2 separate regions of the Homo sapiens genome follow, and region 2 is linked to region 1. A link is a loop called in an ENCODE intact Hi-C map of the cell type or tissue named here. Cell type or tissue: B cell. All regions are shown on one strand. Links, peaks and the distances in the headings refer to the core of each region. The heading gives the core; the rest is flanking DNA.

The links. A loop is a pair of places that touch in the nucleus more often than their neighbours do. Peaks named below come from ENCODE experiments on the same cell type or tissue, not always from the same donor. Only the 100,000 strongest peaks of a DNase experiment are listed, where the experiment ranks them.
Region 2: it touches region 1 in a loop (7-fold over the local background); 2 of 110 quality-filtered maps call a loop at or near these places.

The regions. Positions count from the first base shown.
Region 1 is chr18:26,184,507-26,199,652 of GRCh38, reverse strand. It overlaps PSMA8 (proteasome 20S subunit alpha 8), which reads right to left. Exons shown (of 7, transcript NM_001025096.2): 7 at 6,298-7,334. The coding sequence ends at 7,242. Among named protein-coding and RNA genes, the nearest start is that of TAF4B, 34 kb to the left of the region's middle. RefSeq lists enhancers at 7,998-8,077, 8,786-8,895. In B cell, for the core only: no CTCF peak of the experiment used is centred there; DNase peaks (open chromatin) are centred at 8,132 and 8,912; H3K4me3 peaks cover 1,363 bases; H3K27ac peaks cover 1,536 bases.
Region 2 is chr18:26,246,983-26,262,128 of GRCh38, reverse strand. All of the region lies in intron 1 of TAF4B (TATA-box binding protein associated factor 4b), which reads right to left. It also overlaps the pseudogene SINHCAFP1. Among named protein-coding and RNA genes, the nearest start is that of TAF4B, 28 kb to the right of the region's middle. RefSeq lists an enhancer at 350-850. In B cell, for the core only: CTCF peaks have their summits at 7,016 and 7,215; a DNase peak (open chromatin) is centred at 6,318; H3K27ac peaks cover 307 bases.

The DNA of each region.
Region 1 (15,146 bases), core at 7,706-10,205:
TCTTAGTAGAGACATGGTTGCATCATGTTGGTCAGGCTGGTCTCAAACTCCTGACCTCAGGTAATCCACCAGCCTCAGCCTCCCAAAGTGTTGGGATTACAGGAGTGATCCCCTGCACCCGGCCTTTTTTTTTTTTTGAGACAGTTTTGCTCTGTCGCCTAGGCTGGAGTGCAGTGGTGTGATCTCAGCTTACTGCAGCCTCGGCCTCCTGGGTTCAAGCGATTGTTGTGCCTCAGCATCCTCAGTAGCTGGGATTACAAGTGTGTGCTACCACACCCAGTTAATTTTTTGTATTTTCAGTAGAGATGGGGGTTTCCCTGTGTTGCCCAGGCTGGTCACCAACTCCTGACTTCAAGTGATCTGCCTGCCTCAGCCTCCCAAAGTGCTGGGATTACAGCTGTGAATCACTGTACCTAGCCCTCATCTTATGTATCTCTTCATCTGGTTATTTATCCTTTAAAATATACTTACATATACTTAAAATATACTTAGTAAAAAATCGGCAAATGTAAGGAAATGTTTCCCTGAGTTCTGTGAGCCACTCTAGCAAATTAATGGAACCCAAAGAGAGGGCTGCAGGAACCACAAACGACGGGTTGGTCAGAAGTTATGGAGGCCTGGACTTGCAACTGGTATCTGAATGGGGTGGGGGGCAGTCTTGGGAATTGAGCCCTTAACCTGTGGGATCTGACATTGTTTCCAGGTAGATAGTGTAGGAATGGAATTGCAGGATGCCTAACTGATGTTTGCTGTGGAATTGATTGCTTGATTGCTGGTGATGAGAAAATTCCCATATATTTGGGGATCACAAGGAGTCTTTTGTATTAACTGTTGTTGTGTTGTTGTGTGAGATAGTTTGCAAATTTCTGTAGGCTTACATATCTGGGAGCTGGATTGCTAGCTAAAAGGCACATACCTCTTTGACTTTGCTAGGTTTCACTCATATGCTGCCCAAAGCAGTTGTCTAGTCTACAATTCTAACAGCAGTAGATAAGAGTTCTTTTGGCTCCACATGCTCACAAACACTTTATACAGTCATTTTAATTTTTGTCAGTCTGATGGCTGTAAAAGAGTATCTCATCTTAGGTATAAATATACATTTCCTTTATTAGTCTGGTAGAACAACATTTAATATTTAATAGGATCCTTATAAGAGAAAATCATTTAGGTTTTTTCTTCTCCTGCCTTGGCCTCCAAACATGCTGGGATTACAGGTGTGAGCCACTGCACCTGGCCTTACCTATGCATTTAAAAGGATATTTGTTAGATCTTATCCAGCATTTCTATACCTGTAGTGAAAGTTTTTTCTACCTACTTAACCATAATCTAATGCTGGAAAGATGAGTTGTTAAGATAATTCCTAAAACCCAATATTTGTGATCATCTCACCTTGGGGATATGAGAGAGAAAAAACATAAAGTACTTGAGTATTGGGGATTTTTCTCTCAGTAAGATAAATAAAAGTAGCATTTTAAATAGGAATAATGTTTGAACTGTTAGAGGTGAACTGTTTACATGCATGATTCATTTTTCTGTTGTATGGTGTATTCCTTTCAATCAGCAGCTCTTTATAAATTCCAGACACACATCTTTTATCATTTATATGTATTACAAACATCTCCTATTTGTAGCCTGTCTTTTCACTTGTGTTATGGTCTCTTTTGATGTAGAAAAATTTACATTAATTTTCAGGTAGTTAAATTATCAATCTTTTCCTTAAGTATTGACACTTTTCATCTTGTCTAGACAATCTGTCCTTACCTCCAGGATCGTAAAGATATTTTTCTATATTGTCTTCTAAAGTTTTAAAGTTTAATTTTTTATATTTAGGTCTTTAATCTACCTGAAATTGATTTTTTAAAATAGTATTAAGTACAGGTTAAATTTTTTTTTTTTTTTTTGAGAGGGAGTCTCGCTCTGTAGCCCAGGCTGGAGTGCAGTGGCGCGGTCTCGGCTCACTGCAAGCTCCGCCTCCAGGGTTCACGCCATTCTCCTGCCTCAGCCCCCCAAATACCTGGGACTACAGGCGCCCGCCACCACGCCCAGCTAAATTTTTCGTATTTTTAGTAGAGACGGGGTTTCACCGCGTTAGCCAGGATGGTCTCGATCTCCTGACCTCATGATCTGCCCGCCTCGGTCTCCCAAAGTGCTGGGATTACATGCATCAGCCACCGCGCCCGGCCCTTTTCTTTCTTTCTTTCTTTCTTTTTTTTGAGACGGTCTCACTCTGTCGCCCAGGCTGGAGTGCAATGGCGCCATCTCGGCTCACTGCAACCTCCGCCTCCCAAGTTCAAGCGATTCCCCTGCCTCAGCCTTCCGAGTAGCTGGATTACAAGCACCTGCCACCAAGCCCAGCCAATTTTTGTAGTTTTAGTAGAGATGGGGTTTCGCCATGTTGGTCAGGCTGGTCTCGAACTCCTGACCTCAGGTGATCCGCCCGCCTACGCCTCCTAAAGTGCTGGGATTATAGGCATGAGCCACTGCACCTGGCCAGAGGTTCAATTTTCTTTCTTTTCAAATGAATAACCAGTCGTCCTATCATTGTGTATTGAAGAGCTTATCCTTTGCCCATTGATGCAATGCTAACTGCCATAAACCAAGTATCCAGTAAGCGTCTGGGTGTTTCTAGTCTCTATTATGCTTATTCCCTGTGCCAACACAACCGTATACACAGCAGAACCAGCATCTGCTCAGCTGCTTCTCTGATTTTCATAACTTTCTGTTTTCAGTCCCGGATTTCCCATCCCTTCTTGTGAGTTTACTTATGTACATATATATGTATGTACATCTGTATGTATTTACAATTTTTTTGAGACAGGGTGTCTCTCTGTTGCCCAGAACTGGAGTATAGTGGCAGGATCATGGCTCACTGCAGCCACTTCCTGGGCTCAAGTGATCCTCCTGTCTCAGCCTGCTAAGTAGCTGGAGCTACAGATGTGCACCACCACACCCAGCTAATTTTTAAATTTTTTGTGCAGATGGGAGTCTCACCATGTTGCCCAGGCTGGTCCCAAACTCCTGGCCTCAAGCGATCCTCTTGCCTTGGCCTCCCAAAGTGCTGGGATTACAGGTGTGAGCCACTGCACCTGGCCTTACCTATGCATTTAAAAGCATATTTGTTAGATGTTATCCAGCATTTCCATACCTATAGTGACAGATTTTTCTGTCTACCCACTTAACCGTAATCTAATGCTGGAAAGATAAGTTGTTTAGGTAATTCCTAAAATCAAGTATTTGTGATCATCTCACCGTGGTGACATGAGAGAGAAAAAACATAAAGCACTTGAATATTGGGGTTTTTTTCTCTCAATAAAATAAAAGTAACATTTCATTTAATTAATTAATTTATTTTTGAGACAGAGTCTCACTCTGTCGCCCAGGCTGGAGTGCAGTGGCACAATCTTGGCTCACTGCAACCTCTGCCTCCCGGGTTCAAGCAATTATCCTGCCTCAGCCTCCCGAGTAGCTGGGATTACAGGCACCCGCCACCGTGCCCAGCTAATTTTTTGAATTTTTAGTAGAGATGGGGTTTCACCATGTTGGCCAGGCTGGTCTTGAACTCCTGACCTCCGATGATCCACCTGTCTCAGTCTCCCAAAGTGCTGGATTACAGGTGTGAGCCACTGCACCCTATCTTATTTTATTTTATTTTTTTGAGACAGAGTCTCACTTTGTCACCCAGGCTGTAGTGCAGCGGCTCAATCTCGGTTCATTGCAACCTCCGCCTCCTGTGTTCAAGCAATTCTCCTGCCTCAGCTTCCTGAGTAGCTGGGACTACAGGCGTGCACCACCATGCCTGGCTGATTTTTTTGTATTTTTAGTAGAGATGAGGTTTCGCCATGTTGGTCAGGCTGGTCTTGAACTCCTGACCTCAAGCGATCCGCCCACCTCGGCCTCTCAAAGTGCTGGGATTATAGGCATGAGCCACTTTGCCTGGCCAGTAAAAGTAACTTTTTTTTTTTTTTGAGATGGAGTTTCTCTCATTGCCCAGACTGGAGTGCAGTGGTGCAATCTCAGCTCACTGCCACCTCTGCCTCCTGGGTTCAAGCGATTCTCCTGCCTCAGCCTCCTGAGTAGCTGGGATTACAGGCATGCGCCACCAGGTCTGGCTTTTTTTTTTTTTTTTTTTTTTGAGACGGAGTTTCACTCTTGTTGCCCAGGCTGGAGTGCAATGGCACGATCTTGGCTCACTGCAACCTCCGCCTCCCAGGTTCAAGCGATTCTCCTGCCTCACCCTCCCTAGTAGCTGGGATTACAGGTTTGTGCCACTACGCCCAGCTAATTTTGTATTTTTAGTAGAGACAGTAGAGAAGGGGTTTCTCCATATTGGTCAGGCTGGTCTCGAACTCCTGACCTCAGGTGATCCACCCGCCTCGGCCTCCCAAAGTGCTGGGATTACAGGCATGAGCCACTGCACCCGGCCAAGGCTAATTTTTTTTTTTGTATTTTTAGTAGAGACAGGGTTTCACCATGTTTGTCAGGCTGGTTGCGAACTCCTGACATCAGGTGATCCACCCGCCTTGGCCTCCCAAAATGCTGGGATTATAGGCGTGAGCCACCACGCCCAGCCAAAGTAACATTTTAAATAGCAATAACGTTTGAATTTTTTTTGGTTCAAACTTCACATTAGGGCTGGTCACAGTGGCTCATGCCTGTAATCCCAGCACTTTGGGAGGCCGAGTTGGGTGTATGTATCTCTTGACTTCAGGAGTTCGAGTCCAGCCTGTGCAACATGGTAAAACCCTGTCTCTGCTAAAAAATACAAAAAATTAACAGGGTGTGGTGGCGAGCAGCTGTAGTCCCAGCTACTCAGGAGCCTGAGGTGGGAGGATTGCTTGAACCTGGGAGGCAGAAGTTGCAGTGAGCCAAGGTGGCATCACTACTCCAGCCTGGGTGACAGAGGCCTCATCTAAAAACAAACAAACAAAAAACCAAACAAACAAAAGAACTTCACATTAAATAGAAAATCGTTTTGTATGGATCAGTGAAACCTGACCAAAATAATGCTATGATTTCCAAAGTAGAATAAATCAGTTGAGCTAAAACCAATTAGACTCTGATAACTAAGAAGAACTGAGTCACAGGAGTAATAAAGCTAGTGAGATTCAAAAAAACCTCTTGCCTCTCATGATACATCCTTGTGAGGGAGAGATTGGTGAGCAATGAGAAATGTTTCCATTCTGATGGACACTTGTGGTGGCAAAGCACTATAAGCATCAGCACCATGGGCATACATTATAAAACTTGTCTCAGAGTTGTTAAGATAATTAAATGTTAATATTTGCAAGTAATCTAAACAGTGTCTGGCATGCAGTGACTGTGGTATTGTATGAGTACTTGTCAAGTAAAAAAATAAGGGATGGAATTACAACCATATCCCTTAGATCGGGGGTCCCCAACCCCAGGGCCGTGGATCAGTACTGGCTTGTGGCCTGTTAGGAACCCGGCTGCACAGGAGGAGGTGAGTAGGGGGGTGGGGGGAGCGAGCATTACCACATGAGCTCTGTCACCTGTGAGATCAGTGGCGGCAGTAACAATTCTCATAGGAGGCCGGGCACGGTGGCTCACGCCTGTAATCCCAGCACTTTGGGAGGCCGAGGCAGGTGGTCACCTGAGGCCAGGAGTTCAAGACCAGCCTGGCCAACATGGCGAAACCCCGACTCTACTAAAAATACAAAAATTAGCTGGTCGTGATAGCACATGCCTGTAGTTCCAGCTGCTTGAGAGGCTATGGCAGGAGAATCACTTGAACCTGAGAGGCGGAGGTTGCAGGGAGCGAGATTGCGCCACTGCACTCCAGCCTGGGTGACACAGCGAGACTCGTCTCAAAAAAAAAAAAAAGATTCTCATCGGAGTGTGAAACCTGCTGTAAACTGCACATGCAAGGGATTGTGGGCTCCTTACGAGACTCGAATGCCTGATGATCTGAGGTGGAACAGTTTCATCCCAAAACCAACCCCACCCCACTCGGGGTTTCGCCATGTTGGCCAGCTGGTTCCGAACTCCTGGCCTCAAGTGGTCCGCCCATCTCAGCCTCCCAAAGTGCTGGGATTACAGGCATGAGCCACCACGCCTGGCCTTCCCCTACTATTTTCATTCCTCTGCAAAAACTGAACCTCTCCCCTCGTTTTCAAAAAAGAACATTAAGACCAGGTGCAGTGGCTCAGCCTGTAATCCCAGCACTTTGGGTGGTGGAGGTGGGAGGATTGCTTGAAGCCAGGAGTTTGAGACCAGCCTGGGCAACATAGTGAGACCTCATCTCTGAAATAAATAAACAATTAATTAAAACAACAGAAAGAATATTTACTAGCTTTTATTTTCAAAAATATAAACTCACTGTAGGAATTAAGCACATTCCTCTTGTGGACCATTTGGATTAAATCCTTTCCGTGGGCAGAGATCACTTTTTATATTTTTCTTGTTCCCCCAATAAGCCTTCCATAATACCAATCATAAAATACACACTCAGATATTTCATGGAATATGTAACAAACCGAACACACTGGACATACTTGAGATAAAATAAAAATCTAAACTAAAAGTGATATGTATTAATTTCTTTCCTTATTTTCATGTAGCATCCTGTTAAGATGCCCTTAGAAGCTCTTCCCATGCTTTAATTGCATGTTTGAATTCAGCCTATATTTGTTCCATGAACGAAACAATATATTGCAACTTGTAAAATGAAAAAGGTAAAATAAAAATAACGAAATATTGTAAAATGAAAAAGGTAAAATAAAAATAACAAAATATTGTAAAATGAAGAAGGCTCTGACAAAATTTTAAGAACTCATCAGTATAAGGATGCTTTTGTCATTCTTTGAGAAATGCAGCTCAATATTATATTTAGTTTATTTGGAATAGCTATGTCCTTAACTGACAGTCAATATTCAAACATCACCAAATTATTAAATTTTTTTAATTAAAAAATTTTTTAAAATTATATTTGCATATATGAAGGTAAGTAAGACACTGGACAAATTATAGAGTCTCAGGCTTATGTGGAATTATGACTGCTCTCAACAATTACTGAAATCCCCTTTCAAAGAAAATCTTCACATAAACCTATGTTTGACTATGTAATAGAATGAAGACAGCCACAGATCTGGCATTCTCAAAACATCACACAAGTACTGCATGTAATGCTGCAAAATAACTGTTTTCCTCTAAAATTTCACTAAACAACCTCAGGCAGTACAATAAAACAAAACATTAAGACCTCCCAGTGGTCATCCTAAGAATTAGACAGATTTCTTTGATTTTTTCTTCTCTGCTTCTTCCTTTTCCTTTTCTATTTCAGTTACATATAATTCAACTTCTTTTGCACTAAACATCTGAAAAGAGAAAAAAATTTAAAGATCAAATGTCAGTTATACGAATAATATGTAAATACAATATGAAGAATTCCAATATTTAATAAATTTATACTTTCTATGTACAACTTTATATTTTGTAACTTCAAATATACAATGAAGCATTTCAAGAGGTCTAAGAGCAATAACAATTATGGGCAAAACCAGATCTCTGACATTTCTACTATCACTGTGCTAAAAAAGAAAGCAGGACAAAAGGTGATATTGCGTTATATATCCTATATGTGCATATAACTCCAAAAACATTTTAATGCGAGGCTTAATTTTATTCATGAACAAAGACTCATTATTTAACTCTCCCAACTGCACCCTACTGTGTGATTCTCTGATAGGGTTTAATAATTTGATCAGTTTATAGAATAGCGAAATGAAATGGGAAAAGATAATTTATGCTACTTTATGTCTAAGTAGAAAGCAAAAAAGGTTTTATTTTTCTAAGAATTTGCAGTGTAGTTTGATTTTCTGTTGTACTGTTCACAAGTAGATCCAAGGTTACATGCTTGCGGCTATAAGACAGCAATTATTGGCCAAACCTGGTGACTCAGGCCTGTAATCCCAGCACTTTGGGAGGCCGAGGTGGGTGGATCAGTTGAGGTCAGGGGTTCGAGACCAGGCTGCCATTTTCTTTTTCTTTTTTTTTCAGACAGGGTCTCACCCTGTCGCCCAGGCTGGACTGCAGTGATGTGATTGCAACCTCTGCTGCCGGGTTCAAGCGATTCTCCCACCTCAGTCTCCTCAGTAGCTGGGACTACAGGTGTGTGCTACCACGCCTGACTGATTTTTGTTATTTTTAGTAGAGAGATTTGCATTTTCAGTACAGACAGGGTTTTGCCATGTTGGCCAGGCTGGTCTTGAACTCCTGACCTCAAGTGATCTGCCCGCCTCAGCCTCCCAAAGTGCTGGGATTACAGGCCTGAGCCACCGTGCCTGGCCAAGACAGCAATTATTAACTTCAGTGAAGTTAATACATTTATATACAAAAATCTAAATATAATGATCTTAATACTGAAAAGAGGTATCTATTAAATTGATAAATGAATGATCAACTTTATGGAAAGGCAAATTTTCAAAGATATTAGAGATGTAAAGGATTTTAGCTATTAGTCCATCACTAGAATTTACATATAAGAAAACATAGATTCACAAAGCTAAATTATATTTGGCCAAAGATTAAAGAAGGATTAAAGATTAGGTCTCTGATTCTTATTTCAACTCCAGAACTCTTTCCATTTCACCTATAAAGATGTGTGTCACAAAATCTGTATTTGTCAATAATCTACATAAAATATATTATTTGAACGTTTTATGAAATGAATTTACCCATCAAGCAATTACTAGGAGTTCCATGGGCTCTGAAAGTGGAAGAATATAATTCTTACCTGCTATTAAGGAGTCCACAGTTTAGTGGAAAAAAACTGGCATATAAATAGATCATTACAATACAAACCTGAATAAAGTGATGTGGTATTACTTGGGGAAGAAATAATTTCCTCCTTTGAAAAAGTGTCTTTCACTTTCTTTTTCCTTTTTGAGACCGGGTCTTGCTCTGCTGCCTACAGCTGAAGCACAGCGGCATGATCACAGCTCACTGCAACCTCTGCCTCCTGGGCTCAAGCCATCCTACCGCCTCAGCAACCGGAGTAGCTGGGGCTACAGATGTGAACCACCATGCCCAGCTAACTTTTGTATTTTTTGTAGAGACGGGGTTTCGCCATGTTGCCCAGGCTGGTCTCAAACTCCTGGGCTCAATCGATTTGCCTGTCTCGGCCTCCCAAAATGCTGGGATTACAGGCATGAGCCACTGCGCCCAGCCTCAAGAAGCCTTTTCAAAAAATTATTTTTAATTTTTATGAGTACATAGTAGGTATATATATTATGGGGTACATGAGATATTTTGATACAGGCATGTGATGCATAATAACCACATCATGGAGAATGGGGTATCCATCCCCTCAAGCATTTATCCTTTGTGTTACAAAAAATCCAATTATACTCTTTTAGTTATCTTAAAATGTACAATTAAATTGTTATTGACTATAGTTACCCTGTTGTGTTATCAAATACTAGGTCTTATAAATTCTATTTTTTTGTACCTATTAACCATCCCCACCTGCCCCTGCCCCCCACTACCCTTCCCAGCCTCTAGTAACCATCCTTCTACTCTGTATCTCCATGAGTTCAATTGTTTTGATTTTTAGATTCCACAAATGAGTAAAAACATGCAATGTCTGTCTTTCCATGCCTGCCTTATTTAACATAATGATCTCCAGTTCCATCCATGTTATTACAAATGACAGTATCTCATTATTTTTTTGGGGGCAGAACAGTACTTCATTGTGTGTAAGTATCACATTGTCTTCGTACATTCATCTGTTGATGGACCCTAAGGTTGCTTCCAAATCTTGGCTATTGTGAACAGTTCTGCAATTAACATGGGAGTGCAGCTATTTCTTCAATATACTGATTTCCTTTCTTTTGGGTATACACCCAGTAGTGGGATTGCTGGACCATATGTACTTTTATTTTATGTTTTTTGAGGAATCTCCAAACTATTCTTCATGGTGGTTGTACTAATTTACATTCCCACCAACAGTGTATGAGGGTTCCCTTTTCTCCATATCCTCACCAGCATTTGCTGTAGCTTGTCTATTAGATATAAGCCATTTTAACTGGGGTGAGATGATATTTTATTGTAGTTTTGATTTGCATTTCTCTGATGATCAATGATGTTGATCACCTTTTTTTTGGAGATGGGGTCTTGCTCTGTTGCCCAGGATGGAGTACAGTGGCACAATCATGGCTCACTGCAGCCTTGACCTCCCAGGTTCAAGTGATCCTCCCACCTCAGCTTCCCAAGTAGCTGGGACCACAGGAGCACACCACCACATCAGGCTAATTTTTAAATTATTATATTTGTAGAGACAAGGTCTCACTGTGTTGTCCAGGCTGGTCTGAAACTCCTAGGCTCAAGTGATCCTCCCGCCTTGGCCTCCCAAAGTGCTGGGATTACAAGCAAGAGCTCAGCCCAAGCACCTTTTTATATGCCTGTTTGCCATTTGTATGTCTTCTTTTGAGAAAAGAAGACATACAAATTCAAATCCTTCACCCATTTTTTGATCAGATTATTGTTTTTTCTCTTATAGAGTTGTCTGAGCTCCTTATACATTCTGGTTATTAAACCCTTGTCAGAAGGGTAAATTTGCAAATATTTTCTCCCATTCTGTGGGCTGTCACCTCACTTTGTTGATTGTTTCCTTTGCTGTGCAGAAGTTCTTTAACTTGATGTGATCCTATTTGTCCATTTTTGCTTTGGTTGCCTGTGTTTGTAGGGTACTACTCAAGAATATTTTGCGCAGACCAATGTCCTGGGGATTTTCTCCAATGTTTTTGTAGTAGTTTTATAGATTGAGGTCACAGGCTTAAGTCTTTAATCTATTCTTTTTTGATTTTTTATATATGGTGAGAGATAGGGGTTTAGTTTCATTCTTCTGCATATGGATATCCAGTTTTCCCAGCATCCTTTATTGAAGAAACTTTTTCCCAGTGTATGTTCTTAGCACCTCTGTCGAAAATGAGTTCACTATATATATGTGGATTTGTTTCTGGGATCTCCATTTTGTTTAATTAATCTATGTGTCTGTCTTTATGCCAGAACCATGCTGCTTTGGTTACCATAGCTCTGTAGCATAATTTGAAGTCAGGCAATATGATTCCTTCAGTTTTGTCCTTTTTGCTTAGGGCAGCTTTGGCTCTTCTGGGTCTTTTGAGGTTTTTATATAGATTTTATGATTTTTTTTTATATTTCTGTGAAGAATATCATTGGTATTTTGGCAGGGATTGCATTGAATCTGTAGATTACTTTGGGTAGTATGGACATTTTAAAAACATTGATTCTTCCAATCCATGAACATGGAACACCTTTCTATTTTTTTTTTTTTTGGTGTCCTTTTTTGATGTGGGCACTTATAGCTATAAACCTCCTTCTTTGTAATGCTTTCACTGTATTCCATATGTTTTGATATGTTAGGTTTTCATTATCACTTGTTTCAAGAAAATTTTCAATTTTTTTCTTAATTTCTTCATTGACTCACTGGTCATTCAGGAGCATATTGTTTAATTTCCATGTATTCGTATAGTTTCCAAAATTCCTCTAGTTACTGATTTCTAGTTTTTTTTTTCCACTGTGGTCAGAGATGATGCTTGATATTATTTCAATTTTTTGAATATTTTAAGGCTTATTTTGTGACCTAAATATGGTCTATCCTTGAAAATGGTCCATATGCTGAGGAGAATAATGCATATTCTGCAGCTGTTGGATGAAATGTTCTGTAAATATCTATTAGATACATTTGGTCTACAGTGCAGTTTAAGTCTGATGTTTCTTTGCTGATTTTCTGTCTGGAAGATCTGTCCAATGCTGAAAATGGGGTGTTGAAGACTCTAGCTATTATTGTATTGGAATCTATCTGGTTTTTTTTAGCTCTAATAATGTTTACTTTACATATCTAGGTTCTACAGTGTTGGGTGCATATATATTTAAGACTGTTATATCTTCTTGCTGAACTGACCCCTTTATCATTATATAGTGACCTTTTTTGTCTCTTCTTATAGTTTTTGCCTTGAAATCTATTTTGTCTGATATAAGTATAGTGACTCTGGCTCTTTTTTGGTTTCTATTGGCATGAAATATCTTTTTCCATCTCTTTTTTTCAGTCTATGTTTGTCTTTATAGGTGAAGTATGTTTTTCGTAGTCAACAGATCATTGGGTCTTTTTTTTTAAATCCATTCAGTCATTCTATATCTTTTGATTGGAGAGTTTAGTCCACTTACATTCAATGTTATTATTGATAAGTAAGAACTTATCCTCCTGCCTCAGTCTCCCCAAATGCTGGTATTACAGGTGTGAGCCACTGCTCAGACCTCACTTTTTTTGAAGCAGACTCTTGCTCTGTCGCCCAGGCTGGAGTGCAGTGGCATGATCTCAGCTCACTACGACCTCTGCCACCCTAGGCTCAAGTGATTCTCCTGCCTCAGCCCCCTGAGTAGCTGGGACAACAGGCGCACACCATCACACCCGGCTAATTTTTTGTATTTTTAGTAGAGATGGGTTTTCACCATGTTGGCCAGGCTAATCTCAAACTGCTGACCTCAGGTGATCTGGCCGCCTTGGCCTCCCAAAGTGCTGGGATTACAGGCATGAACCACGGTGCCCAGCCTGGTCCATCCTTTCATGGAAGAATCCTGGCATTAAATGAGAAAATGTTTTAAGTTCTACCTTTCTACTGATTCCTGGCCCCAAGTAGGTGTTTATATCTAACTTCCTAGGCTAGGGAGACAAGTATCCTTCTCCAGGGCAGTTTAATCCAAATGTTTACCTCTGGCTTTCAGTGTAGTATTCATTTTTGGTTCCTGGGGATTTTCTTTTAGTTCTTGCAGAAGCTCAGCTATGTCTTTAAAAAACTAGTTATATTTCATCTAGAATTGTCCTCATGTTTTACAGCAGAAGAGTTTTTATATTATCTAATCCAGCATAATGCCAGAAACTGAAGTTGTAGAAGTCTACTTATATACCTTAAGTCAAGCTATTTCCTGTCAAAGTGTTAAAATTTCAGCACATAGTCAGTGATTTAAGAAGTACATATGTAAAATTAAGAGATTTTATGTTTTTCATATTTAGTAAATACTATTTACTTCTTAGTAACTTAGATACAACTGGAATTGCCAAGGATAGGTCAGAGAATAACTAGAAAACCAGTCCACCTCTAAAATCAGCTTAAGAATAAGGGGTAGAGGCATCAAATAATAAAGGTTTACACTACTCAGTAAATTTCTTATATCTTATGTGTTTTTCTAATTTAATAATACAGTACTCATCATAACCATATGTGGAAAGGCTATTAATCCACAGATAAGAAAACAGAAACAGAGAAGTAATTTGTTTACACTGGGAAATGGTAGAGCTGGAATTTGAACTAGGGTAGCTCTAGAGCCTCACTTTGCGTTTTTTTTTTTTTTTTTTTTTTTTTTTTTGAGACAGAGTCTCCCTGTGTTGCCCAGGCTAGAGTGCAGTGGCGTGATCTCAGCTCACTGCAACCTCTGCCTCCCAGGTTCAAGTGATTCTCCTGCCTCAGCCTCCCAAGTAGCTGGGACTACAGGTGCCCTCCAACACACCCAGCTAATTTTTTTTTGTGTGTGTATTTTTAGTAGAGACGGGGTTTCACTATGTTGGCCAGGCTGATCTTGAACTCCTGACCTCGTGATCCACCCACTCGGTCTCCCAAAGGGCTGGGATTACAGGCATGAGCCACCATGCCCATCCAGAGCTCCATTTTTGATCACTTCACTGAACTGTATCCCACACAAAGATTTATCAAAATTGAGAATGCAATAGGATTTGTAATATTTTCATGTGGAGTCCATTAAAAATGAAAACAAATAAGTTATTCAAGATCCACAAATTAAAACTCTGTAAAGAAACAAAATTGAAACTATTTCTATATACATTGAAATTTGGCAAAACTGGTTTAAAACCAGACGCAAGTCTATTTTAAAATAATTTTCAATTAAGCAATTTCAGACTCTGAAGACATTTGAAAAACTTCCTAGAGAATACATTATGGTTGATTCCCCAAACATCCATTCTATATCAGTGCTTAACATTAGCCAACCAGCAAACAGAATCTTCTAGAGACTGTTCTAAGGATGTCTTCAGTCTTCCAATCAGATTGAAGGGAAGGACTTACATTCCAGAGTTAGGGAAGTTCTCCCTCTCCTATAAAAGGTTAACAGGAAAATAAATCATTCTGATTGCCTCTGGTGGTCATGAGAGGAATCAACCTTACTAGAACACACTAACTTTAGGATGAAGCCAATATTCAAAGTTGCAGAGTGGAGGGACAGGAAAAATCTAGATACATGAGAACATCGTTGTGTTGTTAAACACACTGTGTCTGGAGCAGGTTTATACTTTCATCTGTGAGAAAAAACGATTTCTTGTTCTTTAAGTCACTATGAGTTGGAGTTTTTTTGTTTTAACTTATAGACAAAAGCATTTGTTCTAACACATTAACCTCTGCTTAATTTCTCCTCAGGTCAATGGGAACTAATTTTTTTCCAAGGAGAATTTTCATTTTCAGTAGAAACAATTTTCAAATGTCTGCCAAAAACAACTTTTTTTTTTTTTTTTTTTTTGAGATGGAGTTTCGCTCTTGTTGCCCAGGCTGGAGTGCAATGGCATTATCTTGGCTCACTGTAACCTCTGTCTCCCGGTTCAAGCGATTCTCCTGCCTCAGCCCCCTGAATAGCTGAAATTACAGGCGCCAGCCACCACCCCTGGCTAATTTTTTGTATTTTTAGTAGAGATAGGGTTTTACCATGATGGCTAGGCTGGTCTCAAACTCCTAACCTCAGGTGATCCACCCGCCTTGGCCTCCCAAAGTACTGGGATTACATGCATGAGCCACTGTGCCCGGCTGCCAAAAACAACTTTTTTTTTTTTTTTTTTTGAGACAGAGTCTTGCTCTATCGCCTATGCTGGAGTGCAGTGGCGCTATCTCGACACATCGCAACCTTTGCTTCCTGAGTTCAAGTGATTCTCCTGCCTCAGCCTCCTGAGTAGCTGGGATTACAGGCACATGCCACCATGCCCGGCTAATTTTTTATATTTTTAGTGGAGATGGGGTTTCACTATGTTGGTCAGGCTGGTCTCGAACCCCTGACCTCAGGTGATCCACCCGCCTCAGCCTCCCAAAGTGCTGAGATTGCAAGCGTGA
Region 2 (15,146 bases), core at 6,045-8,544, 64 kb before region 1:
TTCCCATTCATAAAAGGAAATCTGTACTTCAAGGAGAGCACACTGGGAACACTTGGACCTCAAGTGTCTCACCCCAGCTCTTTCACAGGCTGGAGGTGTTCCATGTTGGGAGAGGTGAGCAGAAAAGACCTGAGTACTGCCCACACCCAGTACCTTGTTCCTAGAGCAGGGATATCACTCAGAGAGAAGAAAGCCACAGTCCCGACCTCTGCTCCCAATATCTCCCTAAATGAAATGTCTTTACGTTAAACAGAGTGGAGAAGTTCAAGGCTAAAGGCACCCTCAAATACAAAGTAGCAATTAAGACGAGGCTGGTAGCTTCATGAGAGATACAAGCTAAACCATAAGTCTACTAGTTTACCAAAGAAAACCAAAGAGACAACTAAGAAGGGTCCTCCTTGGGTCAGAACAAACCTCAAACACTGGCCTAAAAAATTATCTCTGTAAAGGAGCCCAAATTTAATTGGATCAGACTGTGGAACAAGTTAGGCTCTAGGGCATTGTTGAAAACAATAGGGCAATCAGCTGGCAATGAGTGGATCCTAACAGCCAGCTGTGATACCAGCATAAGCAGACAGCTTAACAGAGAGATGAGGCAGAGACAGAGTCCTGCTAAAGATGACAGTGCTGGCCGGGCGCAGTGGCTCACGCCTGTAATCCCAGCACTTTGGGAGGCCGAGGCGGGCGGATCACAAGGTCAGGAGATCGAGACCATCCCGGCTAAAACGGTGAAACCCCGTCTCTACTAAAAATACAAAAAATTAGCCGGGCGTAGTGGCGGGCGCCTGTAGTCCCAGCTACTTGGGAGGCTGAGGCAGGAGAATGGCGTGAACCCGGGAGGCGGAGCTTGCAGTGAGCCGAGATCCCGGCAGTGAGCCGAGATCCCGCCACTGCACTCCAGCCTGGGCGACAGAGCGAGACTCCGTCTCAAAAAAAAAAAAAAAAAAAAAAAAAAATGACAGTGCTCATGTTCAAGGATGTGCCCTCTAAAAAGTAACATCAGCAGCTGCTTATTGTAGCAAAAGGAGACCTCACTAAAACAGTCTAGCCAGACCTTTTTTAAAAATCAAAAAACAGTAACACACCCAAGGAGTGGGGACCAGTATTAAGAGTTGCTACACTATAGTTAACAACAAGCTATGACATGTAAAGAAACAGAAAAGTGTGACATAAACACAGAGGGAAAAGCAGGCAACAGAAACCACCTGTGAGACAGATTAGATGTCAGATTTAATAAATGTCAGAGTAACAATTATAAGTATGTTCAAAGGAATAAAAGGAACCATACTTAAAGAAGAAAGGTGTGATACATCTAGAATATCACTAGAGATAGATATTATTTTTAAAAAACGGAACTTCTGTCATTACAGTAACAAATTCACAAGAGATTCAAAAGTAAACCTAAACTGGCAAAAGAAAGATCAGCAAACTTGGAGATAAATCTGTAGAAATTATGTAATCCAAAGAACAAAAAGAATGATGAAAAATATAGACCAATGGAACAGAACAGAGCCCTCAGAAATAGTACCACACATCTACAACCATCTGATCTCTGACAAACCTGACAAAAACAAGAAATGGGGAAAGGAGCCCCTATTTAACAAATGGTGCTGGGAAAACTGGCTAGCCATATGTAGAAAGCTGAAACTGGATCCCTTCCTTATACCTTATACAAAACTTAATTTAAGATGGATTAAAGACTTAAATGTCAGACCTAAAACCAGAAAAACCCTAGAAGAAAACCTAGGCAATACCATTCAGGACATAGGCATGGGCAAGGACTTCATGTCTAAAACACCAAAAGCAATGGCAACAAAAGACAAAATTGACAAATGGGATCTTATTAAACTAAAGAGCTTCTGCACAGCAAAAGAAACTACCATCAGAGTGAACAGGCAACCTACAGAATGGGAGAAAATTTTTGCAATCTACCCATCTGACAAAGGGCTAATATCCAGAATCTACAGAGAACTCAAACAAATTTACAAGAAAAAAACAAACCCCATCAAAAAGTGGGTGAAGGATATGAACAGACACTTCTCAAAAGAAGACATTTATGCAGCCAAAAGACACATGAAAAAATGCTCATCATCACTGGCCATCAGACAAATGCAAATCGAAACCACAATGAGATACCATCTCACACCAGTTAGAATGGCAATCATTAAAAAGTCAGGAAACAACAGGTGCTGGAGAGGATGTGGAGAAATAGGCACACTTTTACACTGTTGGTGGGAATGTAAACTAATTCAACCATTGTGGAAGACAGTGTGGCAATTCCTCAAGGATCTAGAACTAGAAATACCATTTGACCCAGCCATCCCATTACTGGGTATATACCCAAAGGATTATAAATCATGCTGCTATAAAGACACACGCACATGTGTGTTTACTGCGGCACTATTCACAATAGCAAAGACTTGGAACCAACCCAAATGTCCATCAATGATAGACTGGATTAAGAAAATGTGGCACATATACACTATGGAATACTATGCAGCCATAAAAAAGGATGAGCTCATGTCCTTTGTAGGGACATGGATGAAGCTGGAAACCATCATTCTCAGCAAACTATTGTAAGGACAAAAAACCAAACACCACATGTTCTCACTCATAGGTGGGAATTGAACAATGAGAACACTTGGACACAGGGTGGGGAACATCACACACTGGGGCCTGTCGCGGGGTGGGAGGAGGGGGGAGGGATGCATTAGGAGATATACCTAATGTAAATGATGAGTTAATGGGTGCAGCACACCAACATGGCACATGTATACATATGTAACAAACCTGCATGTTGTGTACATGTACCCTAGAACTTAAAGTATAATAAAAAAAAAAGAAGAAAAATAAACAGATTCTCAGAAAACATGGAACACCATTAAAGACACCAACATAGGCATAATGTTAGTACCAGAAAGAGAGGGGAGAGAGAAAGGAACAGAAAAAAAAAAAAATCAAAGAAATAACAGCTGAAAGCTTCCCAAATTTGGAGGAAAATAATCCAGACATCAAAGTAGCTCAAGAAACCCCAAGTAAGCTAAACGCAAAGAGATCCCCACGCCAAGACACATGGTAGTAAAAATGTTCAAAAACAAAGAAAAAAGGAAGGCAAAGACATTTAAAATTTAAAAACAGGCTGGCACAGTGACTTGTAATCCCAGCACTTTGGAAGGCTGAAGCAGGAGGACTGCTTAAGTCCAAGAGTTTGAGACCAGACTGGACAACAAAGCAAGACCCCATCTCTAAAAAAAAAAAAAAAAATTAAAAGTAGCCCAGTGTGGTGGCGCACACCTGTAATCCCAGCTACTGGAGAGGTTGAGGTGGATCACTCAAGCCCAAGAATTCAAGGTTGCAGTGAGCTATAATCACACCACAGCACTCCAGCACAGCCAACAGAGCAAGACCTTGTCTCTAAAAAAAATTTTTTTTTAATTTAAACTGAGAAGATTCATTAGTAGCAGATACTCCATACAAAAAACACTAAATGAAGTTCTTCAGGCTGAAAACAAGTGACCAAGGCAGTAATTCAAATTCACGTGGAAAAAACAAAGAGCACTGGTAATTATGTAATTTGGCAGTATAAATGTATTATTACTTCTTCTTTCATAACTGGTTTTTAAAAACTATTGTATAGAACAATATATATAGAATTACGTCTTTGGAAATTTAACATACAGGAATGTAAAATTTTTACAAATAGAAGCACAGAGGAAATGGGTGGAAGCAAAGCTGTATTGTACTAAAGGTACTTCAGATGGTAGCTCAGAAGCAAAGGAACAAATGAAGAAAATCCAGAAAAGACAAATAAGGTAATATAACAAATGACATAAACATGTCCTTGCTCTCTTCTTCCCTCAGCTTTTTTTTTTTTTTGAGATGGAGTCTCGCTCTGTCACCAGGCTTGAGTGCAGTGGTGCGATCTCAGCTCACTGCAACCTCCGACTCCTTGGTTCAAGCAATTCTCCTGCCTCAGCCTCCTGAGTAGCTGGGATTACAGGCACATGCCACCACGCCCAGCTAATTTTTGTATTTTTAGTAGAGACGGTGTTTCACCATGTTGGCCAGGATGGTCTCAGTCTCCTGACCTCGTGATCTGCCTGCCTCGGCCTCCCAAAGTGCTGGGATTACAGGCATGAGCCACCACACCCAGCCTCAGCTTCTTTAAAAGACATAAAATTATGTAACATAATAATTGTTGGGTTTGTAATATAACTAGATGCAAGGTATAAAGCAATAATTACACACACACACACACACACACACACACACACACACACACACACGCACGCAGAGGAAAGCCAGAAATGAACTATATGAAAGAAAGGGCTTCTCTGTCTCACTGAAATAAGTTAATATACACATGAAGGAGATTCCAATGAGGTTCATATTGTAAGCCCTAAAGCAACCTCTAAGAAAAACACTCAAAAACATGTTGAAAAAATTACAAAGGATAAGTGTTACCCTAGAAAATATTTGCTTAATACAAAAGAAAGCAGGAAAAGTATAGAGGAAAAAGTAAAAGAAACATATAGGAAACAAAAGTAAATGGCAGGCTAAGTCCAACTATATATATATAACAACATTAAATGCAAATGTGAATGTACAAAATAATCCAGTCAAAAGGGAGAAAGTGCTAGGTTGGATAAAAAACAAAATTCAACTATATGCTCCTTACAAGAGATATACATTAGACTCAAAGATATAAAAGAGTTGAAAATAAAAGACATCATACAAACAGAACCACAAGAAAGCTGTAGTGGCCATACTAATATCAAAATAGACTTTAAACAAGAGATAAAGAAGGGCATTTTGTAATGATGGGGCTAACAGATCAACACGATGTAACATTTTAAGCACATATACCTCACACACAGAGCCTAAAATACATGAAGCAAAAAGTGATAAAAGGAAAAATAATTCAACAATTGCTCGGACACTGCAATACCCCACTTTCAATGAAGAATAGAACTAAACAGAAAAGCAGCAAGGAAATCAACCACTTGAAAAAACTATAAACCAACTAAACCTAACTCAGATCTATGGAGTACTTCACCTAACAACAATAGCATTCTTAAGTGTATGCGAAACATTCTCCAAGACAGACCATATACTAGGACACAAAACAAACCTCAATAAACTTTCAAAAATTGAAATTATATTAGGTTGGTGCAAAAGTAATCACGGTTTTCGCCATTGAAAGTAATGGCAAAAAAAACACAATTACTTTTGCACCAACCTAATACAATGTATGGTCTCCACCTACAATGGAATGAAATTAGAAAACAGTGACAGAAAAAAAAAAAAAAGTGGGGTAACTCCCAAATATGTGCATAATAAACACACTTCTAAGTAACCAATGGGTCAATGAAGAAATCATAAAGGAAACTAGAAAATACTTTTGAGATGAATGAAAATGAAGATACAGCATACCAAAATCTATGTGATGCAACTAAAGCAATATTCAGAGAAAAATGTACAGCTATAAATGCCTGTCTTAAAAAGGAAGAAATATCTCAAATCACTAACAACCTTTTACCTTAAGACACTGGAAAAAGAAGAGCAAAATGAAAACTAAAGCAAGCAGAAGAAAAGAAATAATAAAGATTAAGAGCAGGGGCAAATAGAGAATAGAAAAACAACTGAGAAAAATCAACAAAACTGGAGTAGGGAGTGCTTGAGGGGGACTGGCCTGGCGTGCACTCTGCACCTCGGGGACGTTATTGCGCGTGGAACGGCTGCTTTTGGAAGACTTTTGCCCAGAAGAAAAGATGTTTGGTTTTCACACGCCAAAGATGTACCGAAGTATAGAGGGCTGCTGTATTTGCAGAGCTAAGTCCTCTAGTTCTCGATTCACTGACAGTAAACGCTATGAAAAGGACTTCCACAGCTGTTCTGGATTGCATGAGACTCCTTCAGGAGACATCTGCAATGCCTGTGTCCTGCTTGTGAAAAGATGGAAGAAGTTGCCAGCAGGATCAAAAAAAAAACTGGAATCATGTGGTAGATGCAAGGGCTGGACCCAGTCTAAAGACTACATTGAAACCAAAGAAAGTGACTCTATCTGGGAACAAGATAAAGAGCAACCATATCAGTAAACTGCAGAAGGAATTTAAACATCGTAATTCTGATGCTCACAGTACCACCTCCAGTGCCTCCCAGCTCAATCTCCTTGTTACAGTAACCAGTCAGATGACGGCTCAGATACAGAGATGGCTTCTGGTTCTAACAGAACACCAGTTGTTTCCTTTTTAGATCTCACATACTAGAAAAGACAGAAGACATGTTGTGGGATCATCTATAAAGGCCGTTTTGGGGAAGTTCTCATTGACACACATCTCTTCAAGCCTTGCTGCAGCAATAAGAAAGCAGCTGCCGAGAAGCCAGAGGAGCAGGGGCCACAGCCTCTGCCCATCTCCACTCAGGAGTGGTGACTGAGGTTTTTATGTAGAAGGGGAACAAAAAAAACCATCTAAATTTTGAAGACCACAAAGCAACAAACTGACCCTCTTTTTTTTTTTTTTTGGAGACAGAGTTTTGCTCTTGTTGTCCAGGCTGGAGTGCAGTGGCGTGATCTTGGCTCACTGCAACTTCGTCTCCCGGGTTCAAGTGATTCTCCTGCCTCAGCCTCCCAAGTAGCTGGGTTTATAGGTGCCCACCACCAGACCCAGCTAATTTTTTAGTTTTAGTAGAGACAGGGTTTCACCACGTTGGCCAGGCTGGTCTCAAATGACCCTCCTATTTTTAACTTGGATACCTGCTATTCTGCCAAAAGACAATTTCTAGAGTAGTTTTGAATGGGTTGATTTCCCCCAGTCCCACAAACTCTGAAGCCAGTGTCTAACTTACTAAAAAAAGAGTTGTACATAATATTTAAGATGCTGAGTATTTCATAGGAAAGCTTAATGCTGCTGTAAAGTGCTCTTTAAGTCTTTTTTTTTTAATCCCCTTCTAATGAATGAAACCAGGGGAATTTCAGGGGACAGAGATGGGATTTGTTGTATGATAAACTGTATGTAGTTTTCAGTCTTTCTGTATTGAGAAGCAGTGGTTGGGGCATTTTTTAAGGTGGCTGGCTACTCTTGTTTTCCCTCATGATAGTAAGTTTGTCATAACTCAGTAACATGGACTTGCCCCTAGAGGCAGCTGTTAATAATTTTGAAATATTAAGGTCTTGCCAAGCTTCTGATGATTCAAACCTGTACTACTGATTATTAAGCAGGACAGACTGAGCTTTCTGTTGCAAATCCCTTGGAGGAGAAAGTAATTTCTAAATATACAGAAAGGTAACTTGACTATATATGTTGCATCCTGTGCCTCCCTTCATATTAATATTTGATAAAGATTTTAATTTATATAAAACTTCTAAAGCAGAATCAAAGCTCCTCTTAGGGAAATGGCACGTCTCTAGGACAGGCGAGACCCTGTATAAATAGTACCAAAGCATTACCGCACAGTAGAAAACACACTCTATTAAAAATGTTAAGCTATCTGAAAAAATGTGCAAGTCTTCGGGATGGCACAAAACAAAGGTTAATGCTTCTTGGGGCACATTTCTTAGAGGGCTTGCTGAGTGTGTAAATGTAATCGATTTTTGTGTTACATGACTTTGATGACTTCATTGAAAATCTGCACAATTCAGTTCCAGCTCCGGATTACTTCAGTTGACCTTTGTGAAGGTTTTTATCTGTGTAGAATGGGTGTCTGACTTGTTTTAGCCTATTAAGTTTCTATTTTCTTTCACTCTGTATTAAAACTAAAATTTACTAAAAGAGAAAAAAAAGAAAAATCAACAAAACCAAAAGATTGTTCTTTGGAAAAAAAATAAACAAAACTGACAAACCTTTACCTAGAATGACTAAGAACAAAGGAAAGACTCAAACTATTAAAATCAGGTGTGAGGCCAGGCATGGTGGCTCAGGCCTGTAATCCCAGCGCTTTGGGAGGCCAACGTAGGTAGATCATTTGAGGTCAGGAGCTCGAGACCAGTCTGGCCAACATGGTGAAACCCCGTCTCCCCTAAAAATACAAAAAAATTAGCCAGGCATGGTGGCACATGCCTGTAGTCCCAGCTACTCAGGAGGCTGAGGCAGAAGAATCGCTTGAACCCGGGAGGCAGAGGTTGTAGTGAGCTAAGATCATGCCACTGCACTCCAGCCTGGGCAACAGAGCGAAACTCCATCTCAAAAAAATAAATTAATTAACAAAATAAAATGGGGGGGGTGGGGGGGCATAAGTTTTACACAAATAAGGATTATAAGGGAAGACTAGAAACAATTATAAACTAATAAATTAGACAATTTAGATGAAACAAATTCCTAGAAACACATAAACTACTGAAATTGACTCAAGAAAGAATAGACAACCTGAATAGGCCTTTAAGAAATGAAGATATTGAATCAAAAGAGGATCTGTAAGAAAAGCGCAGGTCCAGATGACTTCACTGGTCAATTCTACCAAATATTTAAAAGAAAATTTAATGTTAATCCTTCACAAAGTATTCCAAAAAATAAAAAAGCAGGGAACACGTCCCAACTCAATCTATAAGGTCAGTATTAACGATACCAAAAACAGACAAGGACATCACAAGAAAACCACAGGTCAATATCCCTTATGGATATAGACACAAAAATTCTTGACCAAGTACTAGCAAACTGAATCCAGCAATGTTTTATATGTGTTATATACCATGACCAAGTGATAGTTATCTCAAGAATACAAGGGTGGTTTAGTATCCAAACACTAACTACTATAAAACACCCTATCGATAGAATGAAAGACAAAAAACACATGATCATCTCAACAGATGCGGAACAAGCATTTGACAAAATTCAACAAGCCTTTCTTTCAGATAAAAAGACCCAAAAAAAGAGAAACAGAAATTTTCTCAACCTGATAAATGGATTTACAGAAGACCCACAGATAACATCATACTTTTGGTGAAAGTCTGAATTTCTCCCAAGGATCAGGAATAAGACAAGGATATCTAAGATGAAGGATGAGACAAGGATGCCTACAATCACTACTTTTGTTCAACATTATATTCAGAATTCCACCAAGGGTAACTGGGCAAGAAAATGAAATAAAAGGCATCCAAATCAGAAGGGAATGAGTAAAATTATTTACAGATGGCATGATCTCATAAGGTTCCACAATCTCAGTGGATGCCTAAAACCTCAGACAGTGCTGAACCCCACATATTATGTTTTTTCTATACATACATACCTATGATAAAATGTAATTTATAAATTACACACAGTAACATACTGGCAACAATAACTAATAATAAAATATATATAAATAAATAAAATAACTAATAAAATAATAAATAAAAATAAAAATAGAATAGAATAAAAAAATATGCCACCAGCATCACCACTCTTGTAAGCTTTGGGGCCCTTATTAATTAAAATAGGGTTACCTGAACACAAACGCTGTAATACTGTGTACTATAACAGTCAAGAGGGCTACTAAGTAACTAATAGGTAGGTAAGTGTACAGAGTGTCAATACACTGGACAAAGGAATGATTCACATTTCAGGCAGGATGCAGTGGAATGGAGGGAGATTTCATCACGATACTCAGAATGGCACACGATTTAAAACAAATTGTTTATTTCTGGAATTTTCCACTTAATATTTTTGGAGGCAGTTGACCATGGGTAAATGAAACCATTAGATAAGGGAAGAGGAACTACTATATATAGAAAATCCTAATGAACCCTCTAAAAAACTATTAGAAGTAATCAATTTAGCATGGTAGCAGGATACAAGATCAATATTCAATAATCAACTGTATTTTTATACACTTGCAATGAATAACCATAAATGAAATTAAGAAAATGATTCTATTCACAATAGCACCAAAAAGAATAATATACTTCAAGGATAAATTTAACAAAGTACAAAACTAACACTATGAAAACTAAGAAATGTCTTCATACTTTAATTACTTTCAACATGTAAAAAACACGTTGAAAAACGTATGTTGAAAGTAATTACAGAAGATCTAAATAAATGGAAAGAGATCCATGTTCATGGATGGGTAAACCTCAGACCCACCTCACTGGATTGTTAAAGGAACCAAATGAGACAATATATGTGAGAGGATTTTTGAATTTTTGAGCAGGTAGCTATTAATGCCAAGAGGTCCACAATTCAAACTTTTCTTCAACTAAGTACTCAAAACATCAGTAGGAGGCAATATTAGAATAGCTGTAGACAGGCAATGCTGAGAATAAAATAACCAGCTCATCTTCAGACCAAAGTGTTTTCAAGATGCAAAACACTCCTTTTGCAACCTTAACCAATTATTTATCTCAAAGGCCCAATGCCAATGAGAAGCAATAATATAATAGAAAGCACTTAAAAACAAAGGGAAACTGAATGTTAGTCTCTTCTCTGAAGACCAGTGACCAAGTTTCTTTGAATCCAATCCTGATAAGTATCTGAGACTCACTTTTTCCAATCATAAAAGAATGGCCTGTTTATTCTACAAGCATATTGACAGAATGTAATCATATATTAGGTTACATAGCACCGTTCCTCTATAAATATTAAGATATTAAAGTGTATCGTGGTCCAGTGTCCACTCTCTACTTGGTACATGATTTACATATTCTACCCTTCAGCCCAGTGAACTGCTACATCCCAACATCCAAAAATGCCAATTTCTTGGTGTCAAGCTGATCTGAATGGAAGTTCTCTGACTTCTCCACATTCACAGCATTTGTAAATACTGCCCCTGAAAAAATAGCAGATCCTTACAAATCTAAGAGCCTTAAAGATGCTAGAATTCATCTATTACAATTTAATACATATACAGAATGCCTCACTAGTCACCTTTTAGCCTCTTTTCAAATAGTCCAGGGTTAGGAAAACGCAGATTTCTTTGTGTCACTCTTTCACAAGCAGATCACGAATATAAGTCCTTCCTTAATATGGAACCAAACGTGCCTCCCATTAATATCCAGAGATGTGAGGGTACCTTCTGCAACCACACAGAATAAGCCCACTCTCATTTCCATAGGACTGGAAACACTTAGACGCTAAGTTGTTTCCTTCCTCAGGCACTAGAGGCCAAATTTCTTCCATTTTTCACGTCACAGTTTTCCTTACAAAGAGCTTAAAGTCACTTAAATTTCCCTCATTTCCTGAATTGAATAAATAAAAGAAAAAATTAAAGCAATCAAGAAGTTTATATCCCAGGTCGTGCTATTAGTTATGGTATATCTCCCCTATCCTCCATTTACACAGCTGATTTGCCAAAATTGAGCTTCTATTTATCTCTATTAAATTTCATTTTTTAAGGATAGGTTGTTAGATTTCAGGTGATGTTTACTTTCTTCTTTTTACTTTCCATATTTGTTGGTCTTTTTATATGTATGTATTATTTTACAAAAATAAGTTTGTTAGACAAAAACTAAACCCACAGAATATCTACCCTATTTATTACTGCATCTATGGCACTTAGCGTAGAATCCAGGATATAGTTAGCACTGATCACATTGGTAATCTCAGCACTTTGGAAGGCTGAGGTGGGTGGATCGCTTCAGCTCAGGAGTTCAAAACCAGCCTGGGCGAAATGGTGAAACCCCATCTCTACAAAAAAAAATTTTTTTTTTTTTTTTTTTGAGATGGAGTCTCGCTCTGTTGCCCAGGCTGGAGTGCAGTGGCGTGATCTCGGCTCACTGCAAGCTCCGCCTCCCGGGTTCACGCTATTCTCCTGCCTCAGCCTCTCGAGTAGCTCGGACTACAGGCGCCTGCTACCATGCCTGGCTAATTTTTTGTATTTGTAGTAGAGACAGGGTTTCACCGTGTTAGCCAGGACAGTCTCGATCTCCTGACCTCGTGATCCGCCTGCCTCGGCCTCCCAAAGTGCTGGGATAGGAGGCGTGAGCCACCGCGCCCAGCACAAAAATTTTTATAATTAGCTAAGCCTGGTGGTACCTGCCTGTGGTCCCAGCTACTTGGGAGGCTGAGGCAAGGAACACTTGAGCTCAGGAGTTTGAGGCTGCAGTGAGCCATGTTCGAGCCACTCCACTTCAGCCTGGGGGACAGAGTGAGACCCTGTTTCAAAAACAAACACAACAACAACAACAAAAACTGGACGGCTGCAGTGGCTCATGCCTGTAATTCCAGCACTTTGGGAGACCAAGGCAGGTGGATCACATAAAGCCAGAGGTTTGAGACCAGCCTGGCCAACATGGTGAAACCCTATCTCTATCAAAAATTCAAAAATTAGCCGGGCATGGTGGCATGTGCCTGTAATCCCAGCTACTTAGGAGGCTGGGGCAGGAGAATTGCTTGAACCCAGAAGGTGGAGATTATAATGAACTGAGGTCATGCCACTGCACTCCAGCCTAGGCGAAAGAAAGAATGAGACTTTGTCTCTAAAAAAAAATAAATAAAGTGTTGAGTTCACAATATAGAAAATTGTCACCATATAATGATAAGTGAAAATCAGGATATAAAAGTGGTATCACAGAATCCCAATTATGTGAAAAATAGAGAACGTGTGCATAACATTTTTATTTCCAAAGAGACAAAAAGCTTTTGGGAATGAAATGCTCTATATCTTAATTTCATTGGTGCTACACCTTTATTAAATGTTTCAGCACTCAATTCACCGTAAATGATCTTTTTTTTTTTTGAGAGAGAGAGAGAGTTTTGCTCTGTTGCCCAGGCTGGAGTGCAATCTTGGATCACTGCAACCTCTGCTCCTGGGTTCAAGCGATTCTCAAGCCTCTCCTCCCAAGTAGCTCACACTACAGGCATGTACCACAATACCCTGGCTAATTTTTGTGTATTTTTAGTAGAGACCGAGTTTTGCCATGTTGGCCTGGCTGGTCTCGAACTCCTGGCCTCAAGTAATCCACCTGCCTTGGCCTCCCAAAGTGGTGGGATTACAGGCATGAGCCACCGCACCCAGCCAGGTTCCTCTTTTTTTTTTTTTTTTTGATATGGAGTCTCGTTCTGTCACCAGATTGGAGTGCAGTGGCACAATCTCGGTTCACTGTAACCTCCAGCTCCCTGGTTCAAGTGATCCTCCTGCCTCAGCCTCCAGAGTAGCTGGGATTACAGGCACGTACCACCACGCCCAGCTAATTTTTGTATTTTTAGTAGAGATGGTGTTTCACCATGTTGGCCAGGATGGTCTTGATCTCCTGACGTCATGATCCACCCACCTCAGCCTCCCAAAGTGCTGGGATTACAGGCGTGAGCCACTGCGCCCAGCCTAGGTTCCCCTTTTTTAATAACAAAAATTTTACCTCAATAAAGATGACATTTAAAAAGGAGATTAGGGGCCAGGTGCAGTCGCTCACGCCTGTAATCCCAGCACTTTGGGAGGCTAAGGCAGGAAGATCACTTGAGCCCAGGAGTTCAAGGCCAGCCTGGGAAACAGTGAGATCCCAAATGTACCAAAAAAAAAAAAAAATTAGCTGGGCATAGTGAGGCACACCTGTAGTCCCAGTCACTCAGTAGGTTTGACGTAGGAGAACTGCTTATGCTAGGGAGGTCAGTCTGAAGTGAGCCCTGATTGTACTAATGCATTCCAGCCTGGGTGACAGCAAGACCCTGTCTCAATTTTTTTTACTTTTTTTTGAGACAGAGTCTTGTTCTGTTGCCCAGGCTGGAATGCATTAGTACAATCAGGGCTCACTTCAGACTGACCTCCCTAGCATAAGCAGTTCTCCTACGTCAAACCTACTGAGTGACTGGGACTACAGGTGTGCCTCACTATGCCCAGCTAATTTTTTTTTTTTTTTGGTACATTTGGGATCTCACTGTTTCCCAGGCTGGCCTTGAACTCCTGGGCTCAAGTGATCTTCCTGCCTTAGCCTCCCAAAGTGCTGGGATTACAGGCGTGAGCCACTGCGCCCAGCCTAGGTTCCCCTTTTTTAATAACAAAAATTTTACCTCAATAAAGATGACATTTAAAAAGGAGATTAGGGGCCAGGTGCAGTCGCTCACGCCTGTAATCCCAGCACTTTGGGAGGCTAAGGCAGGAAGATCACTTGAGCCCAGGAGTTCAAGGCCAGCCTGGGAAACAGTGAGATCCCAAATGTACCAAAAAAAAAAAAAAATTAGCTGGGCATAGTGAGGCACACCTGTAGTCCCAGTCACTCAGTAGGTTTGACGTAGGAGAACTGCTTATGCTAGGGAGGTCAGTCTGAAGTGAGCCCTGATTGTACTAATGCATTCCAGCCTGGGTGACAGCAAGACCCTGTCTCAATTTTTTTTACTTTTTTTTGAGACAGAGTCTTGTTCTGTTGCCCAGGCTGGAGTGCAGTGGCACGATCTTGGCCCACTGCATACATCTGGGCTCAAGTGATTCTCGTGCCTCAGCCTCCCAAGTACCTGGGATTAGAGGTATGCACCACAACGCTTGGCTAGTTTTTGTGCTTTCAGTAGGGACAGGATTTTGCTATGTTGGCGAGGCTGGTCTCGAACTCATGCCCACAAGTGATCTGCCTGCCTCGGCCTCCCAAAGTGCTGGGATTACAAGATGTGAGTCACCATGCCCAACCCTGTGTCAATTTTTTTTAAAAGAAGATTTTTTAAATATACTCAAAACTTTGGGGGGAGGGTAATATTTTTGTGTAATTTTTCTGTTTTCCAAATTTTCTACAGTAAGCATCATCTTTTTAATTTAAAAAATAGGGACAGGTAGGCACTGAGATAACTTAAAGACCCATACTTTCAGACGGCTGAGAATTTGGAGGGTCCTCATACATGTTAGCTAAATAGCAACCACAGAGTACCTATCAACAAATGCTGCATAAGTACCTTAAATATTCATGACACTTCTGCTGTGCAACATTGTATTCCACATAAATGGTGTTCCCCAGAATTCTGTGATATGCAGACTCTGTATACTTATTCTATTTAACCCTTATGATATTTTTCAGAAGGTATTAACCGTATTTTAGAGACAATATAGCTGACATTAAGAATGAGATTAGGACAGGCATGGTGGCTCACGCCTGTAATCCCAGCAATTTGGGAGGCCGAGGCGGGTGGATCACCTAAGATCGGGAGTTCGAGACCAGCCTGACCAACATGGAGAAACCCCATTTCTACTAAAAATATAAAATTAACCAGGCATGGTGGCACATGCTTGTAATCCCAGCTACTCGGGAGGCT